Linked DNA regions of Homo sapiens: region 2 is linked to region 1. A link is an interaction called in ENCODE POLR2A ChIA-PET data of the cell type or tissue named here. Cell type or tissue: A673. All regions are shown on one strand.

Region 1 (8,000 bases):
AGTTTTTACTCTTAGAAAAGTCAAAGAGTAACCCAGTGCTTGTCGAGGGGTAAAGGTATCATTTTTATGCAGCATATTGTGAAGTGATTAATTTTTTAGGTGAAAAATATATAGTTCACATAGAGATTATTTGGGAGAAAATGATTTTTTAAAAAATATGCAGTATCTGCGGGCAAGCATACGAACAAATATATATACACACACACGTATCAGTATAGAAAAATGTGTACTTTTAAAATTCAGTTGTCTTAATCTGAAGCTATTTGAGTCATATTCTCTGGATTTTTTAAAGCATCCTACAATCTGTATATATAATTAGGGGAAGTTGTAATAATTGCAGGAGTTATAAAAGCGAAATTTAGGTGGTGGGTAAGTGTATCTACATTTTGGCATAAATCACTACTTTTAGAGGATTTATATGTCAGACTGATAAGTTTCTTACCATGGTGAAATGACAAGAATACCACTCAGGCATTGGCTGAGACATAATTTTGACAGCCAGCAAGCTTGCAGTGTTGCTGAGTGCACAGATTTCCACTTCCTGCCAAGATTAAAATTGGCAAAAACCAAAAAGGATATTAGGGATTGTCACTTTAAGAAGAAATAACATGTTAATGTTCTGCATTTGCTTAAGAAATGTAAGAGTGATCTCTTGAACTGTAGTCTGTTGAAACTTACAAGTTTGCAATCAATAGAAGAGTTTGATTAATATGAGCATCAAAAATTAAAATAAGTAGAGGCTCTCTGACACTTGTTAGAATTAAGACTCATTATAGGTTTACTTAATAGGACATAATTACTTTCCTTCTATATAAGATGAATTCTTCACAAAAGCTATGAAATAGTTTTCCTCACAGTCCCTGAAGAACAAAGGCCTACTTTAAGTTTGTAGATTTGAAGACTGAATGCTTGCTTTACTTCCTGAATTTTCTTATTTTTTCCTGTGTGAGCAGATGGTTTTTCTTTTTATAAGTTGCCAGATCTTTCCTATAACAATAACTGCCATTATTGAGAACCTACTGTGCGCTTATTCTGTACTGAGCACTCAGATCTTCAGAGTTTTTTCTTACTTAGGACTTTTTGTTTAACTCTAGGTGTAAAAATGAAGAAAAAATTATATCTCATGTTGTGAAAGAGTCAGACTCTGAAATCTGCTTATACTTTGCTATTTACAGTAAGTACTTTTGAAACAGCTGTAGACGTTCAAATGAAAGTAGCAATGTGGAGTGGGGAATGTGGGAACATTCATTTGTGAAGACTTTGCATTTCTTCAGCTTTATAGCCAACAGAAAAGGAGATTGTTGTGCATTCTATTAAATACTGCCAGTATGATTAATTTAAAGGGTTACATTTTATTGAACCCTGGTGTAGATGTTCTTTGTCAACCCACATTCACAGCTAGTTAGAGTGTGTGTAGCATTTATCAAAACTTTCTGGAGCCCCTCTCACCTCATTAGCATCTGAATCTCTATTCAGCAGTTAATGTCCGTTACTGCTAGAGTGCTCAATTCTTGTTTTCAATAAGCCAGTTGTAAAATGTCAGACTGTCACTTACAATATAAAAAACCAAAAATGATGGTATTTGTAAAAATGTTATCACCTCATAAAAACAAATTGTAAAGACATGAAAGTGATCTTGCTATGCTGGTCTTTCAGAAGTGAGTTAGTACAGCTACTTTAAATACCAGTTGTGTAGATTCCCACACTTTTCTACCAATGGAGAGGTTTACACAAGCATAATTTAAGTTACAATTACACTAATTAACATCTCATTTGCATAAATTGTTGAAGTCAAAACAACAAAGAATTGTCTAAGAAGCTTAATCCTATTTGTCCAAAATAGAAAGATTTTTTTTTTTTAAAAAAAAACTATGCTCTAAAAATTGGCAGCTTAAGTATGTCTTTAGTATGTTGAGCTGTGTCCTTTTAAAAATAAATGTTTTCAATTTTCTTAATAATATATTTCTCTATTCTTTTTAGAATCCTTCATTTTTAGTATACTTTTAAAATTGAACACACACAACACTTTGGTTCCTAAAGTAATGATAACAAGAAATTAAAATCAAGGTACAGTATCATTTATATGTAGTAGTACAGAGTAACCATGACTTACTAGGTGTTATGATGAAGGTGTATGTGTGTGTATATGTGTGCATGCATGTAGATAAGTGTGTGCATTTGCACACATAAGAGTTTTAAGCTGCTCCTGTCATTTATTGATGGTCAAAGGTTTCTTTTGGCTATTGCTGGACTCTTAAGATTGTCTTGTAATTGTCTTTTTGTTGTTGTTGAAAATTAAGGGTGTATATTAAAGGTAGTTTTTACCCAGATCTTATATGTGTGATAGCTCACATCTGTAATCAGAAACTTACTGTTTAATGGCCACCCAATTGCCATTAGCTTCCTAGAGGGTGATTTAATAAACTATCTTCTTTAAAACTCATTTAAAATTAGAGACATGTTTGCATACAATGGATTAATGACGTTTTCATACTAACCCACAAAAGTCTGCTGCACTTTCTTTTGTAGGCCTAACATTCATTTCATATGCATTGATTATTATTGTTGAACTTGCATTAATTACATCGTGCATATATGGACATACAATGTCATCTGCAGAATTTAGGATTTTTTATTGTTAATTTTTATAGTGACTGTGGATTGAGGAATTAAAATTAGCATGCTTCATTTATAATAGTATTTCTAGTGTTTCATTAGCCCTAAAAATGTGATAAGATCAGGAATAAGATTGGAATGAAAATTTCTCCTTAAAATGGTACGTCTTTTGAAAACATTTTGTTTATAATATATAGCTAATCCTAATTTATTACAGTCTTTCAATATATTCTTTAATTTGATTCTATAAGGCTTATAAATCACTGTCTTTGAGATAAGTTTCTTAATTCACAGGTTTGTATCAGTTGTACTAGGTTTGGTGAAGGATGTCATCCTAGATATACAGTGTAGACGTGCTTTATGAAACATACTTCTTCTTAGGGACATTTTTAAATACCAAATGAGAATATGTTTGGTGGGCCAGGTGCAGGGGATCACACCTGGAATCCCAGCACTTTGGGTGGCCAAGGCAGGTGGATTGCCTGAGGTCAGGAGTTTGAGACCAGCCTGGCCAACATGGCAAAACCCAGTCTCTTCTAAAAATACAAAAAAATTACTAGGCATGGTGGCAGGCACCTGTAATCCCAGCTACTCTGGAGGCTGAGGCAGGAGAATTGCTTGAACCGTTGAGGCGGAGGTTGTAATGAGCTGAGAGTGCACCATTGCACTCCAGCCTGGGCAACAAGAGTGAAACTCCATCTCAGAAAAAAAAAAAAAAAAAAAAGAGAATATGTTTGGTAGAAATCTGAAAGAGAATTTATGCTGAATTGAGACCATTTGGAAGGCTTCTTGGGTAAAACTGATTTGAGTTGTGGATGAAGGATTGTTTGGAAATGAGAGAATGAGCAGAGGCCATGGTGGAGAGAAGAGTTGGAGAGCAGGTGAAAGGCGTGAGCACAGCTGCAGAAGCAGACATATGCACGATTTGTCCTAGAGCAGGTCGGTTGGCGAGTTTGGTTAGAATGGGGGGTTTACATAGCGGAGGGTATTGAATGCCAATTTAAAGATCTAGGCAGTAAGAATCATGTAGGGTTTTTGAACAGGGATATGACATGCTTCAAGAGGTTTTTTTTGAAAGGATTAATCATGAAGTCCAAATGTAGGGAGCATTGAAAACAAGAGTAGAGTGACAGACAGTGGAACAGTAGCTTTGTCTCGGCACAAAATTATAAATCATGATGGTTTTTATTTCCTGTGCCCTGAGTAATATCATAAACAAAATATACAAAATGGCAAGAGCACTTTTGAGATAATACATGGTTTCTGATTCTGAGTAGTACTTGAAACTTCAAAAATAACATTATACGATAAAACACATGTTATTTCTTTGTTATCTTAAAATAGCAACAAATTCTATATACGTAGAAAGACCTATGTAGAAAAAAAATGAACATTCTAGCCTGGACAACATAGCAAGACCCCATCTTAAAAAAATTTTTTTTTTTTAGTCAGCCAGGTGTGGTGGCCTTTGCCTGTAGTCCCAGCTACTCAGGAGACTGAGGTGGGAGGATCACTTGAGCAGGGAGATTGAGGCTTCAGTGAGCCTCAGTTGTACCACTGCACTCCAGCCTGGGCAACAGAGCAAGATCCTTTCTCAAAACATAAAGCAAAAAACATTATTTCCTTTCTCCTTTCAGAGGAAAATTATTTCCAGATTATTTTTTCTTATATTTTTTTAAAAGTTGGCTTTAAGGGAGCACGTTTCTCTTTGAGGGTGGCCTGTTTCATTGTCAATATTTGCTCTTCATTGGAAGCTGAGGTCATGTCAGAGTTACTCAGGAGAAAGACCTGGACTTTTCTTCTTATCTTTTAATGGTTTATCATTGATAAGTTTGGACATGGTATGCATGGTGACTTTTTTCACTCTTGTCACTTTTCTATATTTACCTTGTTCATAGTATGTAATCTGAGTGCCTTCAAGACACTAGAAAAGATTTGATCTCAAACACCACATTTTGGGTATTTTAATATAATCAGGAGAAAAGTGGATATAATATTCAGACAGGAAGCTGGAATACACTGGCATAGGTAGAAGTATTCATTTCAACATTAAGTGAATATATATATATTTGTTGTTGTTTGTTTTGTTTTGTTTTTGTTTATTTTGGTTAGAATCTCACTCTGTCACCCAGGCTGGAGTGCAGTGGTGCGATCTTGGCCCACTGCAACCTACACCTCCCGGGTTCAAACTATTCTCTTTGCTCAGCTTCCTGAGTAGCTGGGATTACAGGCAAAGGCCACCACGCCCAGCTAACTTTTTGTATTTTTAGCAGAGACGGGGTTTCACCATGTTGGCCAGGCTGATCTTGAATTCCTGACCTCAGGTGATCCACCCACTTCAGCCTCCCAAAGTCCTGGGATTACAGGTGTGAGCTACTGCACCCAGCCGCAAATATATATTGATAACTTACTGGAAGTAAGGTAACATGGTACAGGTTGGTAGAAGAAATATAGAGAAAAACAGGAAGCTGGGCTTCCCTTCCAGATGTCCCTAGATTCAAAGGGGAAGAGGCAAAATGTATTAAATGCTGTCTTACACATAGACTACAAGGGATTTACTTGGCCAGGGAGAGAACAGGGTTGATTCTGAGCTGGAGAGAATGAGGATGGCTTCTGTGAAGGAGATGACCTAAAGCAGGGCCTCGAAGGTTGGCAAGGGACTTGCAGGGACAGAGCATGGAGATGGGCATATGTAGCGTGTGTTCTGGACACGGCACGTGGAGGCAGAGCACACATGCATAGAGTGTGTAATGCTTCACTTCCATCCTTGTTCCTTCAGCAAGCACCCGTGCTTTACCTCGTGCTGACCCTTGAGCAAGGCTGCCCGTGAGAAACTTCCCAACTTCATGGGCAATGTTGAAAACATTTGTCCACTTGCCCTTGCCCCAGAGAGGGAGAAGGTCCACATATGGTGCCTTTGACATGTTATCCCTTGGCATAAAGTTTGGCCCAAATGTACATTTGAAACCTCACGTTCCCTCGATAAATTTAAAGTATGAAACTTTTGAAACTCTAAAAAGGTGGTGAAGACCACAGTTCTCCCTGTTCTTTTTCTTCTTTCACTCTGCAGCTGGATTCTGCCTTTCCTCCAGTGGTTATCTGAGGAGTGTCTGCCATGTCTTCTGTTTTTTTTTTTTTTTGCCTTGTTTTGAGGAGTCCCCTTTTTTCCTCCCCTGGGAGAGTTTAAATATGATGCTGATTTCTTGTCATCTTAGGGCTCCTCAGCTACAACAAAGTTAAATGGTATAAAAGCAAAGCCCAAATTAGAGACCCTAAAATAACCTTGGAGAAGGAGAGTTCTCAGTTATCAGTAGAATTGTCTTAGGAATTTGAGGAAGCCCTTGTATACAGTGAAAATGAGACCCTAAGTTAATTAACAAAATGAAAATAACTTACAGTACATATCTGCCACTTCCAGTACTGCTATAAATAATTGCAAGTGTAAGGATTTTTAGTGCAAATATGCAGAAAACATGGGCATAGAAAGTTTAGATGACCTTAATGAAGAAACAGAGTTGGCTCTGAAACTGTGCTTAGCAGGAACAACGTTTTGTGCACTTGATAAACACTGTCAGTTGTTAAGGCATCTTCTGATAGGTGAAAAGCGGTTTTTTGATGCAGTACTGCCTGGCATGCATCTTCTCGATGGTCTGTTATCTTGTGGGAATGACATTCGTTAAGTTGTTTTCTGTGTGCATCCCACCCAAATAAAGAATGTTTCATCAGCAAAGTGAATTGCCGTATAGTCATCAGACTCTAGAAATAAATTATCAACGATGACTGCAGTGGGTGAGGCTGTTTGTTTATCACATCACTTGAGAACAGAGTAAAGTGAGTTTCATATTTTCCTGAGTCTTGAATTCTCATTTTAGACATCTGTTCAGAAGCTTTCTAAGCCATGGAGTATTCTAAATGAGCATTTTGTTAAATGGATGAAGGAAGACTTAGTTTTCCATTGTTAGGTGAAACCTAATTAAAAATTAAATAATGACCTTGTGTTGGCTTGTAAATTCCTTATTTCCTGCATGTGTGAGTGTATTTTGTTAGAACATTCCATTTTAAAGCATGCCTTTTTTATGACAAGAAATACTTTTAAAATACTATTTGCTTTTGAAATTACAGTAGGGAATCAAAGGATAGTCTCTTGTTGAGAGGAAGGTATTAGAAGCATGTAGCTTTATGAACTATATTTTCTGTGAATATAGCAGAATTAGTTTAATTGTTCAATTTCACCCTCTCCAGCATGATTGCACCCATCAGGGCAGTTAACAGAGACACCGCTATTTGTGTTATACTAGGAATTCTTTATAAACTTAATAAATGAAAGCTTTTTCTCTTATAGGCCCGATTCTCTAGTGGACTTCTGGTGAAATTATGTGGCTACCTTCCATTAATGTTAATGGAGGTTATGGATATAAATCCCTCCATAGTGATGGAAGAATGAGCCCCAGAGAGAAGAATGTTTCTAATGAATCACTGGATTGTGATATAGGATTAACTTGGTGTCCCTAATACCATTTTTTTTTCCTCCTGAAAGTTTAAGGTCTTATGTTTAGGAACTAGTTTCTCTCCACCTTAATCCTTTATTGTCAAGTCTGCAATAATGTTAAGAACAGGAAAAAAAAATGTAGATTCCTGGATAGGCACAGTTTTTATATTAATGTAACTATATAGGCATAGTTTTTATATTAATGTAACTATACAGCACCTATTTTTGTGTTTTACTATTACTTGGCAGACATCTTGAGTGTTTTACAAGGTTATCGTATATTTCACTAATAATCGTTGCTTGATAATTTGGTGTCCTGACAGACTGCAGTTTATTATTTAGTATTAAAGCTCTCAAATGTATTTATTGAGCACCTGCTGGGTACAAGGCTTTGAGCTTAGTGATGAAAGCATATGACATAGTCTGTAGCCTCAAATTTTCTATAATCTCGTGATAAAAGTAGGTACCAGTTCATTAGTTGCTTTCCAGTGGGGCACAAATTATGGAACATCGTCTGGCTGGCCGGGCGTGGTGGCTCAAGCCTGTAATCCCAGCACTTTGGGAGGCTGAGGCAGGTGGATTGCCTGAGATCAGGAGTCCAAGACCAGCCTGGCCAACATGGTGAAACCCCATCTCTACTAAAAATACAAAAAATGAGCCAGGCATGGTGGCAGGCGCCTGTGATCCCAGCTACTCAGGAGGTTGAGACAGGAGAATCACTTGAACCTGGGAGGTGGAGGTTGCAGTGAGCTGAGGCCGCACCACTGCACTCCAGCCTGGGCAACAGAGTGAGACTCTGTCTCAAAGAACAAAAAAAAAAAAAAGAAAAGAAAAAAAAGAAATATTGTCTGGCTAAAGAAAGGAAAAGAATTCTTATTCAGAATCAGCATGATCA
Region 2 (8,000 bases), 120 kb after region 1:
GGCCTGTAAATATTAGTTCCATTAATTGTGGCAAAAATTAATGCACAGAGATTTTTTTAAAAAACACTTGTGACAGGAGTTTTTTTTAAAAAACATCTTCCTTTCCAGTTTAGTTTAGTTTTTCCTGCTCTAAGTATAAACACTTTCTACTTTCTTCCCTTTTTATGTAAGTTTTTTTCTTTTTTGAAACCCATCTCAAGCTCCATCTCCAAGAAACTCTCTGTGGGTACTTACGTCACCCCAAGTTTATTTTTCTGAACTCTTGCTTTTTCACTCATTGCTCATAAATTCATTTGGCAAGAATTTTTCGTTGGGTTTTAACCACTCTTTTAGTTCTGGTTTGTTCTATTTTTTTCTCAGAATTGTAATTGAGTGTATATTGTCTTTGCTAAATAAATTCTAAGCTCCTAGAGTGTGTATTTAGTGCCTTTATATTGTCTCTGGACTCTGGAGCACTGCTTTTTAAAAAAATGTTCTTTCTTTTTTCCCCCTCCCTCCTTGCCTTTCACAGACATTGATTCAGTACCTACTATATTCTTGTCTAAGCTATGCATTGGATTTTGTAGATGAAAGGCAGCCTAGAAAAAATCTTATACAGAAATTATTCTCAAACTATTGTGTGCACAAAAATCACTTGGAAAGAATTGTTAAGCAAGTATTTTCCCAAGCCTTAAATGCAGAGATTCTGAACTAGAGGCCAAAGATCATGCTACTGAATACCAGGTGATTCAGATGCAGGGAGCCCACAGACCATACTGAGAAACTCAGTTCATAGGTGACGGGAGAAAGTTCCGTAAGTTGACCGTCACGATGCTAAGCTATTTAAAAAGGCCTGTGGTAGCAACATGCTGCAGGTATTTGAGGAGCCCAGTGAAGGGGAACCTACTGAAACTGGGGAAGTCAGAAGAGTCTCGTCATAGTTGGTGCTTACTACTTGTGCTGTGAATAGAAGAATGAATATTTGAATTTATAATTGGAGGAGGTGGTTGAAATCCTGGGGCCTTATGACCTTGAACAAATTCCTTAATTTCTCTGAGCCCGAGTTCCTTTATCTGTAAAATTGGGATGATAGTAACCACCTCAAAGAGGATTTGTGAGATGAAATTAATAGACATAAGTAAAAAACCTAGCACAGTGCCGACGCAGAGGTGCTCAATCAATAATTACACTTTCCCTTCTGTGCCAGCAGCCTCCTGGAGATAGCTGTGGTCTCTCCTTGGGAGGGTGTTTGGCCATGGGTCAGTGTATCCACAAAGCTACAAAATTGGTTTCCATTACATTAGTTTCAATAGTTGCTTGGCATAATTTATGATTTTCTACTGAGAATCTATAGGTAGATCTACAGAGAGCTGTGAAGAGATCCTTGACCTCTTAACTGTTTCTTGTTTTAAATCATCTGGTCAGAAGGGGAAGTGAGAGAATGGCTCTCCTTTCCACACAAAGACCTAATGTAGAAAGTGGCTCCTGGCTGGGCGCGGTGGCTCACACTTGTAATCCCAGCACTTTGGGAGGCCGAGGCGGGCGGATCACCTGAGGTCGGGAGTTTGCGACCAGCCTGACCCACATGGAGAAACCCCATCTCTACTAAAAATACAAAATTAGCCTGGAGTGTTGGCACATGCCTGTAATCCCAGCTACTCAGGAGGCTGAGGCAGGAGAATCGCTTGAACCCGGGAGGCGGAGGTTGCGGTGAACCGAGATCGTGCCATTGCGCCCCAGCCTGGGCAACAAGAGTGAAACGCCATCTCAAAAAAAAAAAAAAAAAAAAAAGTGGCTCCTGAGACCACAGACCCAGCTTTGTGGTTTTGAATGCTTGATGCTGATAATCCTTGCGTTATGCGGGTATACGTCTGCCTCCTCTGTTCCGATTGCCAACTCTTCTGTGAGCTCTGAAAGTTTGTTCTCTTGTTTCTACCCACCTACCATATTACTTTGCCCTTACTAATCCCTTCATAAATACTAGCATATAAAAGAAAGTAGTCCCTCAGAGAGGCCCCTAATGGTTAGCTCTAGTCCCAGCAAGAGATGCAGTATTTAACTACTTTAGGCAAAAAAAAGGTTGTGCTTTTCGTGTTACCATAAAACTGTCAATATTCCCTCCTTTCTAGCTGTGCTGCTTTAATGGTCTGAGAGCGGATGACTTACAAGTTACTCAAGAAGACTGAGTATGTATTTTGACTGCCTGCACTTCCTGAATAGGCTTTTTAAATTAAAAATACAGTTTATGTTGTTTTACTTTTTTTGTTGTTGTTTTTAAGTGGCTACATCTGCATTGTTTCCTAAAAACACAATAGCTGCGATTGGCCATACCAGTTGGCATCTGTCTGTGGTTCCCCTGGCTTCTTATTTTAGTTCCTCCCTCTTCCTGGTAGGTCCTGTCTTGATCCTAGTCAAGCCTTTATACCCCTTTTAAGACTTTTTTCTTAAGAAAGAAGCTATTCCCACAAAAATAAGTTGCCACTTGCAGTGAAAGGCATAATGGACAGGAGGACCAGTGTTTGTTGAGTGAATAAAGGAATGAAACTACTACATCACAGGCAATTTTTAAAAATGAACAAAGGGGCTGGGCGCGGTGGCTCATGCCTATGATCCCAGCACTTTGGGAGGCCGAGGCGTGTGGATCATGAGGTCAGGAGATCGAGACCATCCTGTCTAACACGGTGAAACCCCGTCTCTACTAAAAATACAAAAAAATTAGCCAGGTGTGGTGGGTGGTGCCTGTAGTCCCAGCTACTCGGGAGGCTGAGGCAGGAGAATGGCGTGAACCCGGGAGGCGGAGGTTGCAGTGAGCCGAGATGGCGCCACTGCACTCCAGCCTGGGCAACAGAGCGAGACTCCATCTCAAAATAAATAAATAAATAAATAAATAAATAAATAAATAAATAAAAATAAAAAATAAAAAAAAATGAACAAAGGTTGGGTTTGGTGGCCCATGCCTGTAATCCCAACACTTTGGAAGGCTGAAGTGGGAGAATCACTTGAGCCCAGGAGTTTGAGACCAGCCTGGGCAACATAGTGAGACCCCATCTCTTTAAAAAAAAAAAAAAGCTGGGTGTGGTGATGCACACCTGTGGTCCTAGCTACTTGGGAGGCTGAGGTGGGAGGATCGCTTGAACCTGGGAAGTTGAAGCTGCAGTGAGCTGTGATAGTGCCACTGCACTCCATCCTGGGTGACAGAGTAAGATCCTGTCTCAAAAAAAAAAAAAAGAAAAAGAAAAAGAAAGAGACAAAAGGTTTTTCAGCTTCATTTGTAAGAAAAAAGACTGAGTTGGCTCCCCCACTCAACTGAAGATTGTCTTGCTATTATAGAGACACATAGTTGTTTTAGGTTAGTGCCTGACAATGTGGATGACAGATCAGTGGGGAATGATATGTTATTTACATGGTTCTGAACTTCACTTCCCTCCTCTTATCCCTACTTTGGGGCTGATCTTATGTTCTACTGCTGATTCAGAACACGTTAAAAACAGCCTGAAATGGGCAATTCATCTGCATCCAATTCAAGGTATACTTATTGTTTTGGAGAAAAGTCCATCTTAAAAAAAAAAAAAAGGTGGAAAGAGAGGGCAGAGAGAAGCCAATTTCTCTAGGTCAGTATCAACATGGGAACAGCCATCCTATTTAGAGCTGACAAACCCAGTAGCCATCTGAGAGAGTTCTTTAGCTAAATAGGTGTGAAGCAGGGGCTGTATCTTGAGGGTACTTGTAGTTAGGGTCCCCAAACATATGGCACAAGCTATCTTTGAACAAAATAACAGACGGCAGTGTTTGCTCTGTGCTTTTAAGGCAGGTGTTTTATATAATTTTTACGTTATTTATTTGATATGATTTCTCACCAATGTACTTCATCACATCTAAACCCCAAATCATGACCCTTACCTACAAAAATACTACACAGAGAAAGAGAAAATGCCGAAGTTGTAGGGCTAACAAACACCTTCCAAGCCACACTTTGGCCTAATAGTATTACTTGGATATGTTTTTAACAGGTACTAAACAGGATTTTTTTTTTTTCAAGAAAGGACTTCTTTCTTGTTTGTGATCATTTTGTTATTTTTGCAACTTCTTTCTTTTCCTTATTGTCTAAAATGGCTCAGTGTATTCATCAGTGGTATTAACGTGTGAAGGACATAACCAAGGACTTAGTCCATAGGCAGATATGGTCCATTTCTCTAATCATTTCCTGCCCAAAGAGCTATGGCAATCACTCTTTTGCTTGTCACCAGTGAGAATATCTTAAGAAAATTAAATTTTCTAAGAAGAAAACAGAACAACCTCTTTGAAGCCATAGCCAATGACTCTTTCATACTTTTATTCCAGAGGCTGAGGTGTTTCATAATTGTTGAATGAATTAATTAATACATATCTAGAACCCTTCTTCTCAAGTCCAGTCTAATATAAGCTCCTGAAGGGTGGGGACTTTTTGTCTCTTGTTCACTGCTCTATTCCTAGCACCTTGATCACTGCATGGCACATAGGAGATGTGCCTCACCTCTCCACCACCATGTTGAATGAATAAATGATCAAAGCATTTCTTAACCCTAAAATAGTTGGTGATATAGTTATCTCTCATTTGCATTATTGAGAACATCAAACTTACATAGCCATGTCGCAAGTCAAAGCACTCTCCCAACTCAGAAAAATATGCACTTATTATTATTTTAATTTTGTATTTCCATAGGTTATTGGGGAATAGGTGGTGTTTGGTTACATGAGTAAGTTCTTTAGTGGTGATTTGTAATTCTGTTAAACAGAAGGTAATATGAGAAGCTCATCTTTGTTGGATGACATTAGCAACAGAAGAATTAGTTTGACAATTGACTGATAAATCTCTGGCAGAGAAAATATTGTGCTTATGTATATTAAAACTGAAATTCAGAAAACAAATAGTGTTTTCATCATTGGCAGAATAGGTAAAAGCAAGTAAACAAACAAATAAAACCCATTGTGGGTGTTCTTTAATCAACAGAATCAACAGGAGATAAGCCCTTTTGTTTCTTCATTAGTTATTCCATGCAAGTTTTTTTCCTCTCCCATCATTGTTTTCAAATATGGATTTCAAGATGCACTATTTTGTGAGTTTACTACATTCTTGTTTTCATTCTTGTGCCTGCTGTAGGACCTTGATTTACCCTTACCACTTTGCTGTGCCTCAGCTTTCCCAGATATAAAATTGGCATCACAGTACTCATCTACCTAGTAAGGGAGTGGGGAATATGAGACTTAATTAGGGAACAGCTGTAAAACCTCTTGAGATAGTTCTGTGAGTCAGAATGGAAGTGCATCATTATTAATCATTATTATTATTGTTAGTATTTTCAAATGGCTCAAAGCCGTCTCTAAATTTAATAGTAAAATGAGTGCATCTAATAATTCTTTGTATGTACATGCTCTGTGGTCATGCATTTCACAAATTAAATGGCAGAATACTTGTAGGATATGATTATAATGATCCAAGTAAATGATCCTCAACCAATTCAAGATTATGTGATTAAGACCCCAAGGAGCTAAAGCAAGCAGTTTGCTTTGTTACCTTTTAGCTTCTCGAATAACCCATTTTGTGTTAATTTATGTGAAAGGGAAGAAGTTAGCTCTTTAAAAATTAACTTAGAGTTTTCTGTGTCATTAGTTTGGAATTTGGGAGTAAGTGGGTTACTCCTTAATTTCCAAATAAATCTATCTGTAACACCTTGTCCATAATCTACATTTAAATGGTTTCGAATATGATTGGCCTAGCTTCCTAGCAGTTGTTGAGTCGAGCATAATTTATGAACTTTCAGAGTCATATGCGGTATCTTCAGACATCATCGGAAAAGAAAATTATATGTTTTAGTTTTGCAGTTGTTCCCTTGTCTCCTGTACCCTTCTGTCAAGAAACTGCATTTGTCTCTGAGGTTATGTTGCAAGTCAATGGAGAATTGCCTTCCACCGTACACTGCTTGGTTTCAGCTTGAATTATCTCAGACAGACATCCTGGCTAGCTGCAATGCAAGCTCACAGGGCTCAAGCCTGAGAAGACCTAAGTTTGGCAGCGCACTAAGTTGAGGATGAGAAAAGAAAAAAGAAATTCTGTCTTTTCTGGTGCTTTTCCCTCTTGGTTTCTCCACTAAAAATCAATAGCGTGGTCGATAGTTGGTTTTGAGTTGTCCCCTACATGCTGGAGTTTTTCTGATGTAAACCTTTGGTGTCTGGGCTTCAGACATTATAATGTGTCAGGGAAAGTTTGATAGCTGTCACAGCTCTCCTGGGTTACATTTTATTCCCACGATAGCCTTTGTAATTTGAGAAGGGAAGAATAGATCAATTTTTATACCATTTAGTTGTTGGGGGAATTTCTTTTCCATAAATTGATTTTTCTTTGAAAAATTTACAATATTTATTTTCCTTCTTCACAGCAAAAGCAAATAAAATGAAATATTTTCATTAATGAATATTTTAAAATAAAAGCAATCCCAATCTTGCTGTAAGTTGTTAAGACTCAGTTATATCCTGTTCAGGATTTCTCACGTTCCTTTTGCATAACTTGGAATGACACTTTTAATTTTAAATGTATCCATTTGGGAAAACCTGGTGTCTTTTCTTAGTAGTACTCTAGAATGGCAATATCACGAAGAATAAAGTGGCACAACAACAGCTCTAATGCTTGCGTGGTTTTAATGCAGATTTTGGTTTCTTTGAAACTAAATGATTACTTTTATGGATACCAAATAATTATGGATAATGAATAATTATTATAAGTGATGTCTGTTAAAAAGTGTTTATTTTTATTTTGAGTCTTTTCTATGAAATCTCGTTATCGGGACTATCAGATAACATTAAATCATTAATTTTCTCTTCTGAAAATATTTTTAGTTGCTTATCTATCTTTCATTCTAATATGTATTCTTCTTCAACATAATAACTCTTATTAGAATTATCCTTGAAAAACTTTGGGGTAACTTCTAGCATGTTCTATGAATATAAGGTGATAAAATTGTGTTTGTAAGGTGGCTTAAAGTTTCAAAAGATAGCTTTCTGAGTGAAATAATGTTTGTATAAAATTGTGTTGAAACAGCATCTTATAGAGGAGCAAATGCTATGTCTTTAAACACTTAATATATTATTCGAAATAATTGTCAAATATTTGAACAATAATATTTAAGAAGGAACACTAGAATTGGGTGTCTTTTCATCAGATAGTGTTAGATATCAACTATGCTGTATTAATTGAAAGGATTTGGTATAATCTCATAAAGAAACAGGCAAATTCTGGGGTTTCCTCTCTAGTGAAAATATATCATTCATGTCTTTCATTACTGTGCTATAATTATGGTAAGTGAAGCAGAACGAGATCGATAGAGCAATTTATCAATGCATTCCAAACTATTCTAGCATGGTTTACGTCATATCTCTGCAGATACTGTCATTCAATAAAGAGACATCTAATAGTATAAAGACTTCAGATGGATCCATTTCAGCATAATGTCTTTCTACGTGATGTTCTAATTTCGATCATGGTTTAACTAATTGTTTCACTCTGTATAGTATTAAGTGAAGTAAAATGTTTTCTTTGTTGAATTTCAATAGAAATTTTAAAATTCAGCTTTCAAGTGTAAAAAGCACTGCAGTAGTGGAAACATTGTTATTAATGGATGGCTTTAGCCTTCTTTTTCAGTGCCATTGTAAGTTATATCACCATTGAAACTAGAATACAAGTCAGGTATCCATCATGCCCCCAAAAGCATTAAAATTCAAATAACAAAAATAACAGTCATTATTTAATGACTGTAAATTTTTGTCTTTTAACATCACAAGATTCAAAATTCTTTAGGCTTTATCACCGTATTTATGATTTAACTATAAGAGTAGGTTCACAGGCTAGCTCATTTAGACTTTTTTTTCCACAAACCGTACACAATGGGGTCTTTTTTTTAATCGTAAATATTCCCCCCATACTGACATGATATTAAATATTGATAATATTGAAGAGAAGATACTGAAGTATACATGAAAGTGTTATT

Evidence for each region. ChIA-PET counts read pairs that join two places held together with the same protein. Peaks named below come from ENCODE experiments on the same cell type or tissue, not always from the same donor. Only the 100,000 strongest peaks of a DNase experiment are listed, where the experiment ranks them.
Region 2: POLR2A ChIA-PET joins it to region 1 with 10 read pairs; 4 of 35 experiments call an interaction of 5 or more read pairs at or near these places.

What each region holds. Positions count from the first base shown.
Region 1 is chr1:61,110,277-61,118,276 of GRCh38, forward strand. The region is part of intron 2 of NFIA (nuclear factor I A); the gene reads left to right. Among named protein-coding and RNA genes, the nearest start is that of NFIA, 32 kb to the left of the region's middle. RefSeq lists a silencer at 4,301-4,595. In A673, no CTCF peak of the experiment used is centred here; a DNase peak (open chromatin) is centred at 535; H3K27ac peaks cover 3,695 bases.
Region 2 is chr1:61,232,620-61,240,619 of GRCh38, forward strand. All of the region lies in intron 2 of NFIA (nuclear factor I A), which reads left to right. Among named protein-coding and RNA genes, the nearest start is that of NFIA-AS1, 17 kb to the right of the region's middle. RefSeq lists a silencer at 1,258-1,552. In A673, no CTCF peak of the experiment used is centred here; no DNase peak of the experiment used is centred here.